Regions from separate parts of the Homo sapiens genome. Here region 1 is linked to region 2. A link is an interaction called in ENCODE POLR2A ChIA-PET data of the cell type or tissue named here. Cell type or tissue: GM12878. All regions are shown on one strand. Each heading gives the region's core, and the rest is flanking DNA. Links, peaks and the distances in the headings are about the cores only. Region 1 overlaps PAIP2 (poly(A) binding protein interacting protein 2). Region 2 holds the start of SNORA74A (small nucleolar RNA, H/ACA box 74A).

Region 1 (9,616 bases), core at 746-8,745, 73 kb before region 2:
ACAGAACTACTAAAAAGAACTGCCAATGCAATGATAAACTTCCAGAGGAATGCTTAAGAAAAAAAAAACCAACAGTTCAATTCTGGTAAAACACCTCTGTGGTATTTTAAACTACCCTAGTGCCATCTCCCATTTGCAGCTTGGTAAGCCTTGAAGACAATAGCCTGCATTCTTGGTACAAGTTGGAGGTAGCAATATCAATATTATTTTTATTTTTTTGAGATGGAATCTCGCTCTGTTGCCCAGGCTGGAGTGTAGTCGCGTAATCTCAGCTCATTGCAACCTCTGCCTCCTAGGTTCAAGCGATTCTCCTTCCTCAGCCTCACAAGTAGCTGGGACTACAGGCGCGTGCCACCATGCCCCGCTAATTTTTGTATTTTTAGTAGAGGCGGGGTTTCACCATGTTGGCCAGGATGGTCTCGATCTCTTGACCTCGTGATCCGCCCGCTTCAGCCTCCCAGAGTGTTTGGATTACAGGCGTGAGCCACGGCCCCTGGCTGCAATATAATAAATATTAACAAAAAACTCTGGTTGTTTTGACCTGGCTCCCTGAAGGACTGGCTCAAGAGTTTGCTATGGGGAGTGAGGTGGGGCAGTAGCACACATATTTGTCAAAAACAGTTAAGGGTAAATATAGTAGCAATAACGGGGCAAACAATCAACACAGTAAAAAGCCTGGGAAGAAAAGCTGGTGAAGGAGATGCTTTGAGAGTAAGAGCTTTGAAAAGCTCCCACATATCCTGGTAGTCCTAGAAAGCCATAGGCATGTCAGTGCTGAGCAGATGTTCAGAAAAGACCTGAAAAGGCTCTAAGTTTTCACCTCTGGCTCAGGCTCTGCCCATGCAGGAAGTGAAGGCAAAGGCAGAGCTGTTGAAGGTGTGCCTCAACACATCCATAGGACCCATATACCAAGACTAGGGGAGTTGTTTTTTGCTTAAAGGCATTTAAAAAAAATCTGTCAAATCACTAGCTGACCACTAAGCTAATGGAAGAGAGATTTCAATGGCCACACACACAAAAAGAATACAAATTTTACTAAACTCTTTCAGAAAAGGCACTAAAATGACAACTACAATAAGTGGCAACAAACCTGGGGAGAATCTAATTTCCAGAATTGCCACATTATATCATTCAAAATGTCTTTTTTTTTTTTTTTTTTTCTGGAGACAGAGTCTTGCTCTGTCACTCAGGCTGAAGTGCAGTGGCTCAATCTCAGCTCACTGCAACCTCCACCTCCCGGGTTCAAGCGATTCTCCTGCCTCAGCCTCCCGAGTAGCTGGGACTACAGGCGCATGCCAGCACACCTGGCTAATTTTCTGTATACTTTTAGTAGAGACGGGGTTTCACCATGTTGGCTAGGCTGGTCTCGAACTCCTGACATCAAATAATCCACTCGCCTTGGACTCTCTCTCAAAGTGTTGGGATTACAGGCGTAAGTCACCGTGCCCAGCCCGAAATGTCATTTTCAACAAAAATTATGAGGCATGCAAAGAAATAAAAAAGTATGGCCCATACACAGGCAAAAAATAAATTAACAGAAACTGTCCCCAAGGGAGCCCAGATATTACATTGGACAAAGACTTTATTTATTTATTATTTTTGACGAGGAGTGTTTTGCTCTTTTTGCCCAGGCTGGAGTGCAATGGCGCGATCTTGGCTCACTGCAACCTCCGCCTCCTGGGTTCAAGTGATTCTCCTGCCTCAGCCTCCCGAGTAGCTGGGATTACAGGTGCATGCCACCAGGCCTGGCTAATTTTTATATTTTTAGTAGAGACGGGGTTTCACCATGTTGGTCAGGCTAGTCTCAAACTCCTCACCTTGTGATCCGCCTGCCTTGGTCTCCCAAAGTGCTGGTATTACAGGCGTGAGCCACCGTGCCCAGCCGACTTTATTTATTTAACGTATCGTTTTTGAGACAGAGTTTTGCTCTGTCACCCAGGCTGGAGTGCAATGGCACGATCTCAGCTCATTGCAATTTCTGCCTCCTGGGTTCAAGTGGTTCCCCTGCCTCAGCCTCCCAAGTAGCTGGGATCACAGGCACCCAACACCATGTCTGGCTAATTTTTGCAGCTTTTAGTAGAGACAGGGTTTTCACCATGTTGGCCAGCCTGGTCTCAAACTCCTGACCTCAGGTGCCTCCCAAAGTGCTAGGATTACAGGCGTGAGCCACCACGCCCAGCCTATTTATTTTTTGAGACTGAGTCTCCCTGTGTTGCCCAGGCTGGAGTGCAGTGGCTTGATCTTGGCTCACTGCAACCTCCGCCTCCTGGGTTCAAGCGATTCTCCTTCCTCAGCCTCCCAAGTAGCTGGGATTACAGGCGCCCGCCACCACACCCAATTAATTTTTGTATTATTTTAGCAGAGAAGGGGTTTCACCATGTTGGCCAGGTTGGTCTCGAACTCCTGACCTCAGGTGATCTCCCCACATCAGCCTCCCAAAGTGCCACTGTGCCTGGCCAAAGACTTCAAATCAAGTATATTAAGTATGTTAAAAGAGCTAAAGGAAACCATGTAGAAAAAAATAAAAGGAACCATAGAATGATGTCTCACCAAATAGAGAATATCAGTAGAGACAAATAGTGGGCCGTGGTGGCTTACGCCTGTAATCCCAGCACTTTGAGAGGCCAAGGCAGGCAGATCACCTGAGGTCAGGAGTTCAAGCCCAGCCTGGACAACATGGTGAAATCCTGTCTCTACTAAAAATACAAAAAATTTAGCTGGGCATGGGGGTGCATGCCTGTAATCCCAGCTACTTGGGAGGCTGAGGCAGGAGAATCACTTGAACCCAAGAAGTGGAGGTTGCAGTGAACAGAGATCATGCCACTGCACTCCAGCCTGGGCAACAAGAGTGAAAACTCTGTCTCCAAAAAAAAAAAAAAAAAAGAGAGAGACAAATAGAAATTTTGGAGTTTAAAAGTAAACTGGGCCAGGTGCGGTGGCTCATGCTTGTAATCCCAGCACTTTGGGACTTTGGAAGGCTGGGGCAGGAGGATCACGAGGTCAGGAGTTCAAGACCAGCCTGGCCAACATAGTGAAACCCTGTCTCTACTAAAAGTACAAAAATTAGCCAGATGTGGTAGCACGTGCCTGTAGTCCCAGCTACTCAGGAGGCTGAGCCAGGAGTATCGCTTGAACCTGGAGGTGGAGGCTGTAGTGAGCTGAGACCACGCCACTGCACTCCAGCCCGGGTAACAGAGCAAGACTCCATCTCAAAAAAAAAAAAAAAAGGTACAACTGAAATGAAAAATTTACTAGAGGGGTTCAACAGCAGATATGAGCAGAGAGACAAAAGAATCAGCAAATTTAAGTTAAGGTCAATTGAGATTTATCCAGTCTGAGAAGCAGAATGAGGAAATGAAGAAAAATGAACAGAACGTTGACAGACCCAGGAGACATCAACTGTGCCAAAATATATACAATGGAATTACCAGAAGAAAAGGAGAATAGTTCAGAAACATTTGAAGAGATAACAGCCTAAAACTCCCCAAATTTGATAAAAAGACACAAATCTATGTATCTAAGAAGCTCAATTAACCCAAAGTAGGATAAACTCAATATGACCCGTACCAATACACATTACAATCGAATTGTTGAAAGACAAAGAGAGCATCTTGAAAACACCAAGAGAAGCAACTCATTACATACAAGGGATCCTCAATAAGATTAACAGCTGATTTCTCACCAGAAACCATGGAGGTCAGAAGGTAACATATTCAAAATGCTGAAAGAAAAAAAAATCGAACTAAGAATTCTTTATCTGGCAAAACTACCCTTTCAAAAATGAAGGAGAAATTAAGTCACTGCCAGATAAGAAAAAATGGACAGAGTTTGTCACTAGTAGACCTGTCCTATAAGAAAAGCTAAAGTGAGTCGTTCAGGCTGAAATGAAAGAACTCTACAGACATTAAATTGAATCCACACAAAATTAAAATGCCAGTAAAAGTAACTTATACAGGTAGTCACAAAAGTCTGTAATAACATATTTTGGCTTATTACTCCTCTTTCTTTCTGCATTATTTAAAAGATAAGGCTGGGCACAGTGGCTCATGCCTGTAATCCCAGCACTTTGGGAGGCCGAAGTGGGTGGATCACCTGAGGTCAGGAGTTCGAGACCAGCCTGGCCAACATGGCAAAACCCCGTCTCTACTAAAAATACAAAAAAATTAGGTGGGTGTGGTGGCAGGCACCTGTAATCTCAGCTACTCGGGAGGCTGAGGCAGGAGAACTGCTGGAACCCGGGAGGCAGAGGGTACAGTGAGTCGAGACAGCGCCACTGCACTCCAGCCTGGGCCAACAACAGTGAGACTCTGCCTTAAAAAAAAAAAAGAAAAGACAATGCATAATATAAGAATTATAAATCTATGTTAATGGACATACAATGTATAAAGATGTATTTTGTAGTAACAAATTACAAAAGACATGTAATTATTTTGTAATTACATTATTACAAATGTAATAATGGTGGGCGACAGGAAGCTATATAGTCTTTTGGATACACTTGAAACTAAGCTGATATTAACTCAAACTGAATTGTTACAAACTAAGATGTTAATTATAACCTCCAGGGTAACCCTTAAGAAAATAATACACAGTAAAAATGTGTACAACAGCTGGGGTATATCATCATCCTATTCAGAAATAGCCAGAAACAAATGTCTTTAACATCCTAAGAGTCAATGAGCTCAAACCTATATATGTTGAGAGTCTCCCCTGGCTGAGAGAATGCTTTTCTCCAGAACAAAAATAATTAAAACTTAGAGGAAATGCTGGAAACACAAAAGAAGGCCCTAATTTGCTTGAATGACTTTTAAGGACCGAAAACAGACAATGACTTAACAATACAGTAAAAAAACAAACTCTGGTACAAATAAGTCACAGAGGAAAACAAAAAACACAAAACTGAGAGGCTGACTATACTCAGCTGTTACTTTTTTTTTTTTTTGAGACAGAGTTTCATTCTTGTTGCCCAGGCTGGAGTGCAATGGCTCACCACAACCTCCATCTCCCCTGGGTTCAAACGATTGTCCTGCCTCAGCCTCCGGAGCAGCTGGGATTACAGGCATGCTCCACCACGCCCGGCTAACTTTGTATTTTTAGTAGAGACGGGAGTTTCTCCACGTTGGTCAGGCTGGTCTCAAACTCCCAACTTCAGGTGATCTGCCCACTTTGGCCTCCCAAAGTGCTGGATTACAGGCGTGAGCCAACGCACCCAGCCTCATCTGTTACTATCTTATCTTTGGCTCATGCCTCATTCTGACCCACTATAAAACTGGCAGGTAGGCTGGGCGTGGTGGCTCATGCCTGTAATCCCAGCACTTTGGGAGGCTGAGGCAGGAAGATCACCTGAGGTCAGGAGTTTGAGACCAGCCTGACCAACATGGAGAAACCCTGTCTCTACTAAAAACACAAAAGTAGCCGGGCGTGGTGGCACATGCCTGTAATCACAGCTACTCGGGAGGCTGAGGCAGAGGTTGCGGTGAGCCAAGATCACTCCATTGCACTCCAGCCTGGGCAACAAGGACGAAACTCCATCTCAAAAAAAAAAAACAACAAAAAAAAAACTGGCAGGAATTAACTGAGAAAGCCAATATTTTTTCCCCAGGTTTTTTACAGCCTGTATTTGTTTCAAGGCATGTTATGCTTTAAAACCCTAAAACTGTCAGAAAATATATCAAAAATAAAAAATGTTCAGTATTAATCTCATGCAAAGGAGATAACACGTCTTCATAACACGGCAAGACTAACTCAGAAAAACTAGCTTAATGTATCTAGTAGTCATTAAAATACTTGTAAATCAGATTTCCCTAGTGAAAATCACAAAATAAATGTGATTATCCAAAATGCTTAGAACCAGAAGTGTTTTGGTGTTTTTTTTTTTTTCAGATTTTGGAATACTGTATTATACTTGCAGTTGAGAATCCCAAATCTGAAATTTTGAGTGTCATGTTGGCATTCAAAAAGTTCTGGACTTTGGAACAGTTCAGATATCAAATTTTCAAACTGGGATGCTCAACCTGTCATAAACAGTAATTTTTCACTTTATGCTTTCAGTATTCATTTGAAAATTTTTGGACAGCAGGGTCTTTGCACAAATTTAGGATCAATTTTGTTAGGAAAGCAAGCATTGAAGTGTAGGCCGATGCGGGAGGATCACTTGGGGTCAGGAATTCAAGATCAGTGTGGGAAACATACCAAGAGCCCATCTATACAAAAAACATTTTTAATTAGCTGGGCATGGTGGTGTTCACCTGTAGACCCAATTACTTGGAAAGCTGAGACAGGAGGATTACTTGAACCATGATTGCACCACTGCACTCCAGCCTGGGTGATACAGCAAGACCCCATCTCTCAAAAAAAGAGTGACAGGGATGAATGTAAAAAGTACACACTACTTACAAAAAAAAAGAAAAAAAGTTAGGTATACAAACGTCTAAAGCGTATATAGTTTTTCCCTCTCCGATCCTATCATAGAGGTAATTCATCAATGTTAACAGCTTAATATGTATCCTTTCATAATTCTTTGTTTATATAAACACACATAAAGCATTTCTGTATTTTAACAGAATTATATTAAATACATTACATAAAATCTTCCCTAGTCAACAGGTATTGGTATACTTCACTTTTTAATGGATACAACACCACTTATTCAACCACCCCCTTCTGATGTACATTTATGTTCCCACTTTTTGCCATTACACACAATCTTGCTATGATCACTCTTTTTTTTTTTTAGTAGAGACAAGGTAGTAGTGCTTCGTATAGGATATATTCCTGTAAGTGGGAATAACTGTGTCAAGGGCCATTGCATTTTAACTGTAAGAGATGACAGATTATTTATAAAAATGTGGCAATACGCATTCCTATTATACTGTTTGGGTGCATCCATTTTGCTGCATCTTCAACAATCCCAGATATTATATATGTATTGTATTTTATTTTTGCAATCAGATGAGCTAAAAATGACATTTGTTTTCCTTTACAGCTTCTGGGAAGTCTTTTCCCACATTGAGATTATATTTCCTGTATTTTCTCTCAATATTTTTATAGTTTCAAGTTTTTATATTTAAATCTTTAGTTCATGTGAACATTTGAATATGTGAAGGATCTATATTTCTCCATATAAATTACATCATCCCCCACTAATGAAAGCTTATTCCTCATGTTTATCATAATTGAATTCCCATTTGTCTGAATCTATTCTGAGATTCTTTATTCTGTAATTGTGTATTTCTATACCAATATCAAAAACTGAAAGAGGACAAGGAGCACAAACCTTTCATCTAGATTCATCAGTCTTTTGCCTGTTTTCTCTATTTTTTTCTTCTTTTTTTTTGCTTAACCATTTGATAAGTTGCAGGTATGATCTTTCAACCTCAACTATTTCAATTTTTTATTTATTTATTTATTTATTTTTTTGAGACAGAGTCTCACTCTGTCACCCAGGCTGGAGTGCAGTGGCACAATCTCGGCTCACTGCAACCTCCACCTCCTGAGTTTAAGTGCTTTTCCTGTCTCAGCCTCCCGAGTAGCTGGGACTACAGGCGCATGCCACCATGACACACTAATTTTTGCATTTTTAGTAGACATGGGGTTTTGTCATGTTGGCCAGGCTGGTCTCCAACTCCTGACCTCATGATCCGCCCACCTCGGCCTCCCAAAGTGCTGGGATTACAGGCATGAGCCACCGCCCCTGGCCTGTGATTTCTATTTCTAAAGTACAAGAATGATGTATATATTACACTCATCTTTTTTACTTAATCTGGTCAATTCTGAAAGTGGTTTATCCAAGTCCTCTACTACAGTAGATAGAATATGTGACCCAGTCTGAGAATTTCTGTCTCATAAGGAATTAACTTTTTTTTTTTTTTTTTGAGACAGAGTCTCGCCTTTGCTGCCCAGGCTGGAGTGCAGTGGCGCGATCTCAGCTCACTGCAGTCTCTGCCTCCAGGGTTCAAGCAATTCTCCTGCCTCAGCCTCCAGAGTAGCTGGGATTACAGGCGCCCGCCACCACACCTGGCTAACTTTTATTTCTTATTTTTATTTTTTGAGACAGAGTCTCACTCTGTCGCCAGGCTGGAGTGTAGTGGCGCAATCTCGGATCACTGTAACCTCTGCCTCCCGCGTTCAAGTGATTCTCCTGCCTCAGCCTCCCGAGTAGCTGGGATCACAGGTGCACGCCACCATGTCCAGCTAACTTTTGTATTTTTAGTAGAAACGGGGTTTCACCATGTTGGCCAGGATGGTCTCAATCTCTTGACTTTGTGATCCACCTATCTCAGCCTCCCAAAGTGCTGGAATTACAGGTGTGAGACACTGTGCCCAGCCAGGAATTAACATTTTTGATAACTGATGTTTCGTTTTATGTCTTTCATAATAATTTCATGTTTACTTTTCTTATGCTTTTTCAAATGTTCTATTAACTATTTCTTTTCTATAGCGTTTATTTTCCTACACTTAATAACTTTAACTATTTTCCTATCAATTAAAAATGTACTCCAAGGGCAGGAGGCAGTGGCTCATGCCTGTAATCCCAGCACTTTGGGAGGCTGAGGCGCGTGGATCACAAGGTCAGGAGATCGAGACCATCCTGGCCAACATGGCGAAACCCGGTATCTACTAAAAATACAAAAATTAGCCAGGCATGGTGGTGTGAGCTTGTAGTTCTAGCTAGTCAGGAAGCTGAGGCAGGAGAATTGCTTGAACTCAGGAGGCGGAGGTTGCAGTGAGCTAAGATCACACCACTGTACTCCAGCCTGGGCGACAGAGCGAGACTCCGTCTCAGAGAAAAACAACAACAACAACAACAGCAAAAAACAACTCTATACATCCATTTAGAATGCCTTTCCTTCTCCAATATACCCAACCCAATGCTTACTCTGAGCCAAGGCAAGCCCTTTAAAATTATTTTACTTACACACTTCTTCCCTCCCCAATCTTCAGTTTTGTGGAAGTTAGCACTGGTAGATTCCTACTATTAGGTTTTCTCTTACTATGTTTTAAAATAATTTTTGAATTGAATACTTGACAATACACATTATCATCCATTTATATTTTACTAAATTCATCACTCAGGCCATGCACAGTGGCTCACGCTTGTAATCCCAGCACTTTGGGAGGCTGAGGCAGGCAGATCACCTGAGGTCAGGAGTTCAAGACTAGCCTGGCCAACATGGCGAAACCGTCTCTACTAAAAATACAAAAATTAGCTGGGTGTGGTGGCAGGCACCTGTAATCCCAGCTACTGGGGAGGCTGAGGCAGGAGAATTGCTTGAACCTGGGAGGCAGAGGTTGCAGTGAGCCAAGACTGTGTCCTGCACTTCAGCCTAAGCAATAAGAGTGAAACTCTGACTTTAAAAAAAAAAAAAAAAGATACAAAGATTAGCTGGGCGTGGCCAGGCACAGTGGCTCACGCCTGTAATCCCAGCACTTTGGGAGGCCGAGGTGGGCAGATCATGGGGTCAGGAGATCTAGACCATCTTGGCTAACACGGTGAAACCCCATCTCTACTAAAAATACAAAAAAAAATTAGCCAAGTATGGTGGCAGGCACCTGTAGTCCCAGCTACTCAGGAGGCCGAGGCAGGAAATTGGCGTGAACCCGGGAGGCAGAGCTT
Region 2 (8,000 bases), core at 1-8,000:
TGAGACTGTCTCAGTCTGTCACCCAGGCTGGAGTGCAGTGGCACGATCTCAGCTCACTGCAACCTCTGCCTTCCAAGTTCAAGCGATTCTCGTGCCTCAGCCACCCAAATAGTTGGGATTACAGGCATACACCACAACACCCAGCTAATTTTTGTATTTTTTTCTTTTGTAGAGACGGGGTTTCACCATGTTGGCCATGCTGGTCCTGTCCTGGCCTCAAGTGATCCACCCACCTCAGCCTCTCAGTGTTGGGATTATAGGCAACCGCGCCCGGCCAAATCCATTATCATCACTTAATGTTTAAAGGCTACGTTCAGTTTCCTATAGGTGATATTGTTAGGATCTACTAGCAAATGATTTGGTAACCTGACATCTTTGTATTCATGTCCAAAAAAATTCTTTTATAAGAACAAAAATGGTACTCTTAGCCTCATTCACTGGAGTATTACTGAAAAGCATGATATTCTTACTCTATTTTGGGTACATTATGACAGAGAGGTTATTATTACCAACTGTCAGTAGAACTGAGGCTTCTTGAGTAAAGGGGATTGAGGTAAACCTTTGGAAGCTGGTGAATACATTTCAAGACACAACATGGCACCTGTGTCTAGCTCTATGGTACAACATGGTACTATGACACATATAATGGGTTGCCAGATGGGGAAGGCAGCTTCTCTGCAACTGAGCTGAGATCTCAAAATAGACAATGTCAAGATGGAATGAGAAGGGAAAAACAGCATGTGTAGACAGGTAGTGACAAAAGGCTAATTAAGGACTGAAAGAAACCAGTGGCCAACAAGGGAATCTACGGGTGATAAAGATAAGACGGTGAGAGAGATAAGGCTAGATTGTATAAGGCTTGACAGACCATAGCAAGATAAGCAAGAACTGTGTCCTGTTAACCATTTATCCCTAACATCTAGCATAGAGTTCAGTTAGTAAAAGCCATAAACCCTTTGAGTCTTCTGGCAAGATAAGTAATTAGCACAGATTATTGTCACTCACTGCAACTCAGCCTTGGAGGGAGTACACAAATCAGAAGGAGGTCAAGTGTCTGGGAAATTAAATGACGGCACCTGGAAGAACAGATCATTGTTGGGGTAAGAAATGGAAGCCCAGTGTAGAAAAGGATAGAATGCCATGGGGTTAGAGGTAGCAGAGGCTGGGACAGAACTTGTCTGTTCTGCCCCCTTTCACCCCTCCTGTTCTTTGCCTTATGTCCAACCCATCACTTGCTGGGGTAGTCAGCCTAGTTGAACAGGTTTAGACAACCCTAGAGTTCTCTCCAGGAGAATTAATACTGAGAAGGAGAAGTTCTACCATTGTCACTCTGGTGAAGCACAGATTCTAACTCAGAGGCTCTTTGCCTTGAGGGGCATCTTCCCTCTCCTTCAACTCATCAGAACCCTTAGTTCTGGGCTTGGCTTCTCCCTTTTAGCAGCTGATAACAAAATCCCCATCCTCTACTATAAGCTTACGGGCTGAAAGTCAGCCATGTAAGGACTACAGCATCCACTCTCAAAAGACAACAGGCTCAACCACTATTCTCTACATGACAGAATAAAGTAAGACCACAGAATAAAAATGGAATGTTTTGAGAATTTAGGAGGCAGCCGGGCACGGTGGCTCATGCCTGTAATCCCAGCTACTGGGGAGGCTGAGGCAGGAGAATCACTTGAACCCGGGAGGCAGAGGTTGCAGTGAGCTGAGATTGAGCCATTACATTGCACTCCAGCCTGGATGACAGAGACTCCGTCTCAAAAACAAACAAACAAAAAAACAAAACTGTCAAGGTCATTAAAAACAAGTCTAAGAAGCTGTCATGGCCAACAGGAGCCTAAGTGTAATGTGGTATCTTCAACGGGATCCTAGAACAGACAAAAGACATTACATAAAAACTAATGAAATCTGAACAAAGTATGGACTTTAGTTAATACTAATGTATCAATATTAGCCCATTTAATTGTGACAACCATAATATACCAATGTAAGATGTTATTAGGGGAAACTGGGTATGGTATATATGGGAACTCTTTGTACCATCTTCCCAACTTTTCTATAAATCTAAAAGTATTGTAAAATAAAATAAATTTTAAAGTCCTTTTTACTGTACTTTCCCAATGAGTATATCACCCTTAAGAAGCAGCACAGAACATTCTTACATCCTAAAGGGCCTTTACTGGAGGGCAAGGAAGACCAAACAAGTAACAGGGTCTCCTCTGAACAAGCCTTAGGCTACTAAACTGACAAATTTATGACTCATCAAGTTGGCTCATTACAAGTGTTCCTAAATAGCATTAAGGAGAAAGATGTTGCTAAGCAGAGATTTTAAGTTATTACAGTTAATTTGTTAATTCAGTGAAATTGTTTTTCAAGAGTATATTGACAGGTCCATTAACTGGAGCTGTGTTCATAAAGCCCTAATTAAGCAACAACATTCACAGGAGTCATTGTCACTCTTTTTAAGTTCTTAATTAGTTGCTCTTAGCACGGTGTTTTCCTTTGTGTGAATTCCTAGGCACTTAGCCACCTCTTTGTGTCCCTTTGGGACTTGCAGAATTTATCCCTCTGGGTTTTGCTTTTCTGGTTTAAATTTGAGTGAGGCATGATCCAAAATTTCAACATAAAATCCCACTGACACTAGTTTGTTTCAACCCAGCAAGTGAAATCATGGACAGGTGCCAGGAATAGTGTTTATTAATTGTGGTTCCCTCATTTTTTAAAAAATTCAAGGTTGGTGGGGGTGTTTGGAAACCCTCCTTATTTTTAGTTTTTCCTCTTAATATGGTACAGGCCTAAGACCTGAAACTTGGCCTAAGCAATGAAAAGAGGCACTTGTGTTTACTGCTACCTATGGCAGCTGGCAGCCTGGGTATTTACAGACCAGTAACCCTGCCAGTCTCATTCAAGTTTTCATTGCAGCATGGGAAAAGATTAACAGAAAAAAACTACTTCGGCTGGGTGTGGTAGCTCACACCTGTAATCCAGCACTTTGGGAGGCTGAGGCGGGTGGATCACCTGAGGTAAGGAGTTTGAGACCAGCCTGGCTGAAATGGCATGGCAAAACCCCATCTCTACTAAAAATACAAAAAAAAATTTAGCCAGGTGTGGTGGCGTGTGACTATAGTCCCAGCTACTTGGGTGGCTGAGGCAAGAGAATTGCTTGAACCCAGGAGGTGGAGGTTGCAGTGAGCTGAGATCGTGCCACTGCACTCCAGCCTGGGCAACAGAGCAAAAAAAAAAAAAAAAACAAAAAAAAAAACTACTTCGAGGCCAGGCAGAGTGACATCTGTAATCCTAGCTACTCAGGAGGCTGAGTCAGGAGGACCACGTGAGCCCAGAAAGTTGAGACTGCAGTGAGCTGTGACCACACCACTGCACACCAGCCTGAGTGAGACCTTGTCTCTAAAAAAAACAAATAACTACTTTGAAGCCAGGCATGGCAGCACATGCCTATAGTCCCAGCTACATGGGAGGCTGAGGCAGGAGGTTTGCTTGGCCCAGGAGGTCAAGGGTGCAGTGAGCTGTGCTTGTGCCACTGCACACCAGGCTGGGTGACACAGTTGAGACCCTCTATCAAAAAAGATTTTAAAAACTAATCTTCTTAGACTCACCAGGAAATATATTTCTTTGCTTAAAAAAAAAAAAATCGACAGGGATAAGTAGGTGAGTAACTTTATTTATCAAGTAGGAAATCCCATCAAATTATTTAAATGCACATGATTACACCATTGATGCCTTTTGGGATATTGAATACAGGAATACCAATGAATTATCTATTTTCAAGTAGCAATATAGGAACGTCTCTGCACATGGATAGCGCTACTGTAGTCAGGAAGACAACCTGTATGCTTAGAACTTGAGGCCTCAGATTTAAAGTACTGTGACTATTCATGACATAAAATTTTCCTCTTTCCTTAGGAGCCATTTCGGTTTTACCAACTCAGACTGAGATTGTGGCTGAGTTTGATAAGTGCAGACTGCTATTCTTTCTTAAGACCTCTCCCTTTGGAGCACATTAAAAGTGGAGAGAACTGCTGTAAGTAACCCATGCAAAAAAACACATAAACAAATCCCAAACACACAAAAAACAGACTATTTTTACTACTGGTTAATTTCTTGCAGTCACCTTAGTGCCCTAAAAGATGAAGAGTATGATGCTCTAAGGCAAAGCTATTGATAACATTAAACTTTTCAGAAAGACACATTGCTATTGGCTCTGAACCTGTCACTAATGAGCTGTTCAACTTTCAAGGCCTGAATTTCATTCTCCAGGACAGAGGTTGGCAAACCATAGCCTATGGGCCAATTCCAGCCTGCTGTTTTTGTATGGCTCTCAAAATAAGAATGGTCTTTAAATTTGTAAATCATTGAAAACAATTTTGACACTGAAAATTTTATGAAATTCTAATTCAGTGTCCATAAATAATGTTCTATTAGAACTATAGACTTGCTCATGTGTTGATATTGTCTAAGGCTGTGTTTGCACTAGAGCTGCAAAAATAGTTGCAAAAACCACATGGCTGAACAAGCATAATATTATATTACCTGGCTCTTTACAGCAAGTTTGCTGATCCCTGCTCTAGAACAGCAGTGCATAATAAACTTTCTGAATTGGTGGAAATGTTCTCTAATATTGGAGTTGTCCAATAGGGTAGTCAGCAGCCAGATTCTGAGATTAAGAAATTGATTAATTTTTATCAACTTACACAGCCACATGTAGCATATACCTACTGCACAGCAGAGCTCCAGAAAAGTGAGGGATGGACTTTAGATCCTAAGAATTCTCTAAAATTCTGATACTTGGCTGGGCGCGGTGGCTCATGCCTGTACTCCCATCACTTTAGGAGGCCAAGGCAGGTGGATCACGAGGTCAGGAGTTCGAGACCAGCCTGACCAACATGGTGAAACCCCATCTCTACTAAAAATACAAAAATTAGCTGGGCGTGGTAGTGCACGCCTATAATCCCAGCTACTCAGGAGGCCGAGGCAGGAGAATCGCTTGAACCCAGGAGGTAGAGGTTGTAGTGAGCCGAGATTGCGCCATTGCACTCCAGCCTGGGAGACAGTGAGACTCCGTCTCAAAAAACAAACAAAAAAACCTGTAATCCCAGCATTTTGGGAGGCCAAGGCAGGCAAATCGCAAGGTCAGGAGTTTCAGACCAGCCTGGCCAATATGGTGAAACCTCGTCTCTACTTAAAATAAAAAAATTAGCCTGGCATGGTGGCAGGTGCCTGTAGTCCCAGCTACTCGGGAGGCTGAGGCAGGAGAATCGCTTGAACCCAGGAGGCAGAGGTTGCAGTGAGCCGAGATCGAGCCACTGTACTCTAGCCTGGGCAACTGAGCAAGACTCCGTCCCCCCCCAAAAAAAAGTCTGATACTCTACATAATTTTTCACATCATAATTTTAAGTCCCCTACCCCCATCTGAGCTATAGTAATTTAATTGGGACCTACATGACAAGAAGACTACATACGTTACTTATCTTGGTGTCACACAGGGCTGTCAGACATCTGGGGTCCTGATGGAGGTAGATGTCATTCAGGTGAAGGCATCTAGGATTCAAAGAGGTAAAGAATGACAGGCTGTCCCTAAGACAACCTGTCTTTTTCTGCAAACAGAAAAAAATTGTTTGCACCCAGACTAGGATCAACTCCACAGGAGTCATTCCACTCTCAGAGGTGCAAAACACTGCCCAAAGGTACTCAGCTACAACACCAAAACAGTGCTTGGAGCCAAACCTCAATAAAGACAGTGTTTGCTCTTCCAACAGTGTAACACCATCACAGGCACCACATGAGCCTGGATAGCTGACAACCGCTGGATGATTCCTGAAACAGCTTTCTCATTATTTGTTTCAGATACCTAGGCACTCCAGGTAGAAGACGTATCAGTTGAATATTGACTGCAAAACAGGCGTGGAAGCACTAATTGCAGACCCTGTTGTCAAACCCTTTAACAGGAATCCCCTTCTGTGTTTTCAGTTGTTTTATGCAACATTCAGGGAGGTCCTGCCATGTGCCAAGCACTGCGATTGGGATCTAGCAGTGAATAAAACAAGATATATTGTCCTTTCCTTCATGGATCTTACAAATACAGGTTAATTTACCTCCCATTTGTTTCCTGATAGATACCAACTAGCCCACAGGCCTGGCACAGAGGAGGTAGTCAATGTTGGAATGAATAGGGATATTTACCTGAAAACTGCACATGCAGACTGTCACCTGCCACTATTTCCTCCCTTCAGATGGGTGAAGGATGCCCTACTTTCAAGTCATCCTAAAAAGGAAGACAAGCAAACTTAGTGATCTAGTACACAGAATATAATAAATAGCAATGCATTGTGTGTGTGTGTGTATATATATATATATATTTTTTGAGATAGGGTCTCACTCTGTCTAGACTGAGTGCAGTGGCATGACCATGGTTCACTGTAGTCTCAATCTCCTGGGTCAAGTGATCCTCCCAGCTTAGCCTCCCAAGCAGCTGGGACTACAGGTGCATGCCAACACACCCACCTAATTTCTTTTTTGTTTTTTATAGAGATGAGATCTCTTTCTGTTGCCCAGGCTTGTCTCAAACTCCTGGGTTCAAATGATCCTCCCACCTCAGCCTCCCAAAGTGCTGGGAATACAGGTGCGAGCCACCGTGCCTGGCCTGTATATTTCAAAATTGCTAAAAGATACTAAATGTTTTCACCACAACAAAATATAAGTATGTGAGGTGCTAGATGTGTTAACTAGCATGATTTACTCATTCCACAATGTAAACATGTATGAAAACCTCATGTTGTACCCCATATAACATATACAATTACTGTCAATTAAAAAAAAAAAAAAAAAAAGACGAGCAGACATGATATATTTCCCATGAATTTGAATGTTTGGCACCCTGGTCTAAAATAGCAGCTCCTAAGGACCCTTATCTGGAGAGATGGAAATAGAATGCTGCTTGCCATTTACCCCAATTTCTATAGCCTCAGGAATTATTTTATTTACCATTATTTGCCTTTTCCCTGCCTATAGTACTATAAAGCTAACCATCCCCCAAGCCCTACAGATATCACTAGCCTTAAGACCCCATATGTAAAAGGCTATTCACAGTTGAGGCATTCACACAAAGCACTCACATTTAGTTGAGAGAATCCTATTAAGGGAATGCCAACTGATCTAACAAAACAAGCTTTGATAAACAACTCCCCTGCCCCCCAACATCCTCCCCATTTCCTCCTGTGGAAACTAGTATGTCACTTTTCACAGCAACCGAGGGTCATCTCTTCTCAAAAGATTAGCATTCCAGGCCAGGCACGGTGCAGTGGCTCATGCCTGTAACCCCAGCACTTTGAGAGGCAGGAGATCACTTGAGCCCAGGAGTTCGAGACCAGCCTGGACAACGTCGTGAAACCTTGTCTCTACTAAAGCCTGGGCAACATAATGAGACTTTGTCTCTACAAATTAAAAAAAAAAAAATTATCTGGTTGTGGTGGCACACACCTATCATCCCAACTACTTGGGAAAAAGCATTCCAAAACAAAATTACTACAAAGGGAACTCAATATCTACCACTTTAATGGGGCAACAACTGTTCATTTCTGAAAATCAGTAAGCAACTAAAGCAAATATACTGTCAGCCCAAAGGAGAAATTAGTGTGGTTGTAGTTGTTCAGTTCCCAGAGCCCCCTCAATCAATATTTTAATATTTTATTAAACAGCTAGAGAATGCCCATAATTTTAAAGTGAATTACCATCAATGTTTCCCTAATAGGGAATCCATCCCTCTACAAAGGGTGTCATGACTAGCTTTTATGGTGGGTAGTAGGAGCCATGGACTTTAATTTCAGTGAAATTAGCAAAAATCCCATTGTATCTGGCCCCCTTTGAGCCCTTGGTAGGCACTAAAAATAAAGGTGTGACTTTTCCGTCTATTTTTACCAACCCCCTCTTCCCATTAGCTTTGTTCTGTTTCCAAGGTATGATTCAAGTAACTTCATGCTACCCAA

Evidence for each region. ChIA-PET counts read pairs that join two places held together with the same protein. Peaks named below come from ENCODE experiments on the same cell type or tissue, not always from the same donor. Only the 100,000 strongest peaks of a DNase experiment are listed, where the experiment ranks them.
Region 1: POLR2A ChIA-PET joins it to region 2 with 11 read pairs; 31 of 35 experiments call an interaction of 5 or more read pairs at or near these places.

What each region holds. Positions count from the first base shown.
Region 1 is chr5:139,348,434-139,358,049 of GRCh38, reverse strand. All of the region lies in intron 1 of PAIP2 (poly(A) binding protein interacting protein 2), which reads right to left. Among named protein-coding and RNA genes, the nearest start is that of PAIP2, 11 kb to the right of the region's middle. In GM12878, for the core only: no CTCF peak of the experiment used is centred there; no DNase peak of the experiment used is centred there.
Region 2 is chr5:139,276,607-139,284,606 of GRCh38, reverse strand. It overlaps SNHG4 (small nucleolar RNA host gene 4), which reads right to left. Exons shown (of 7, transcript NR_182757.1): 4 at 6,199-6,280; 5 at 5,478-5,556; 6 at 4,549-4,672; 7 at 1-1,868. It overlaps SNORA74A (small nucleolar RNA, H/ACA box 74A), which reads right to left and starts at 5,827; the gene lies at 5,628-5,827. It overlaps LOC124901081 (a long non-coding RNA gene), which reads left to right. Exons shown (of 4, transcript XR_007058956.1): 3 at 3,922-4,039. It also overlaps a transcript of MATR3 not described here. In GM12878, for the core only: no CTCF peak of the experiment used is centred there; a DNase peak (open chromatin) is centred at 3,358; H3K4me3 peaks cover 3,681 bases; H3K27ac peaks cover 1,684 bases.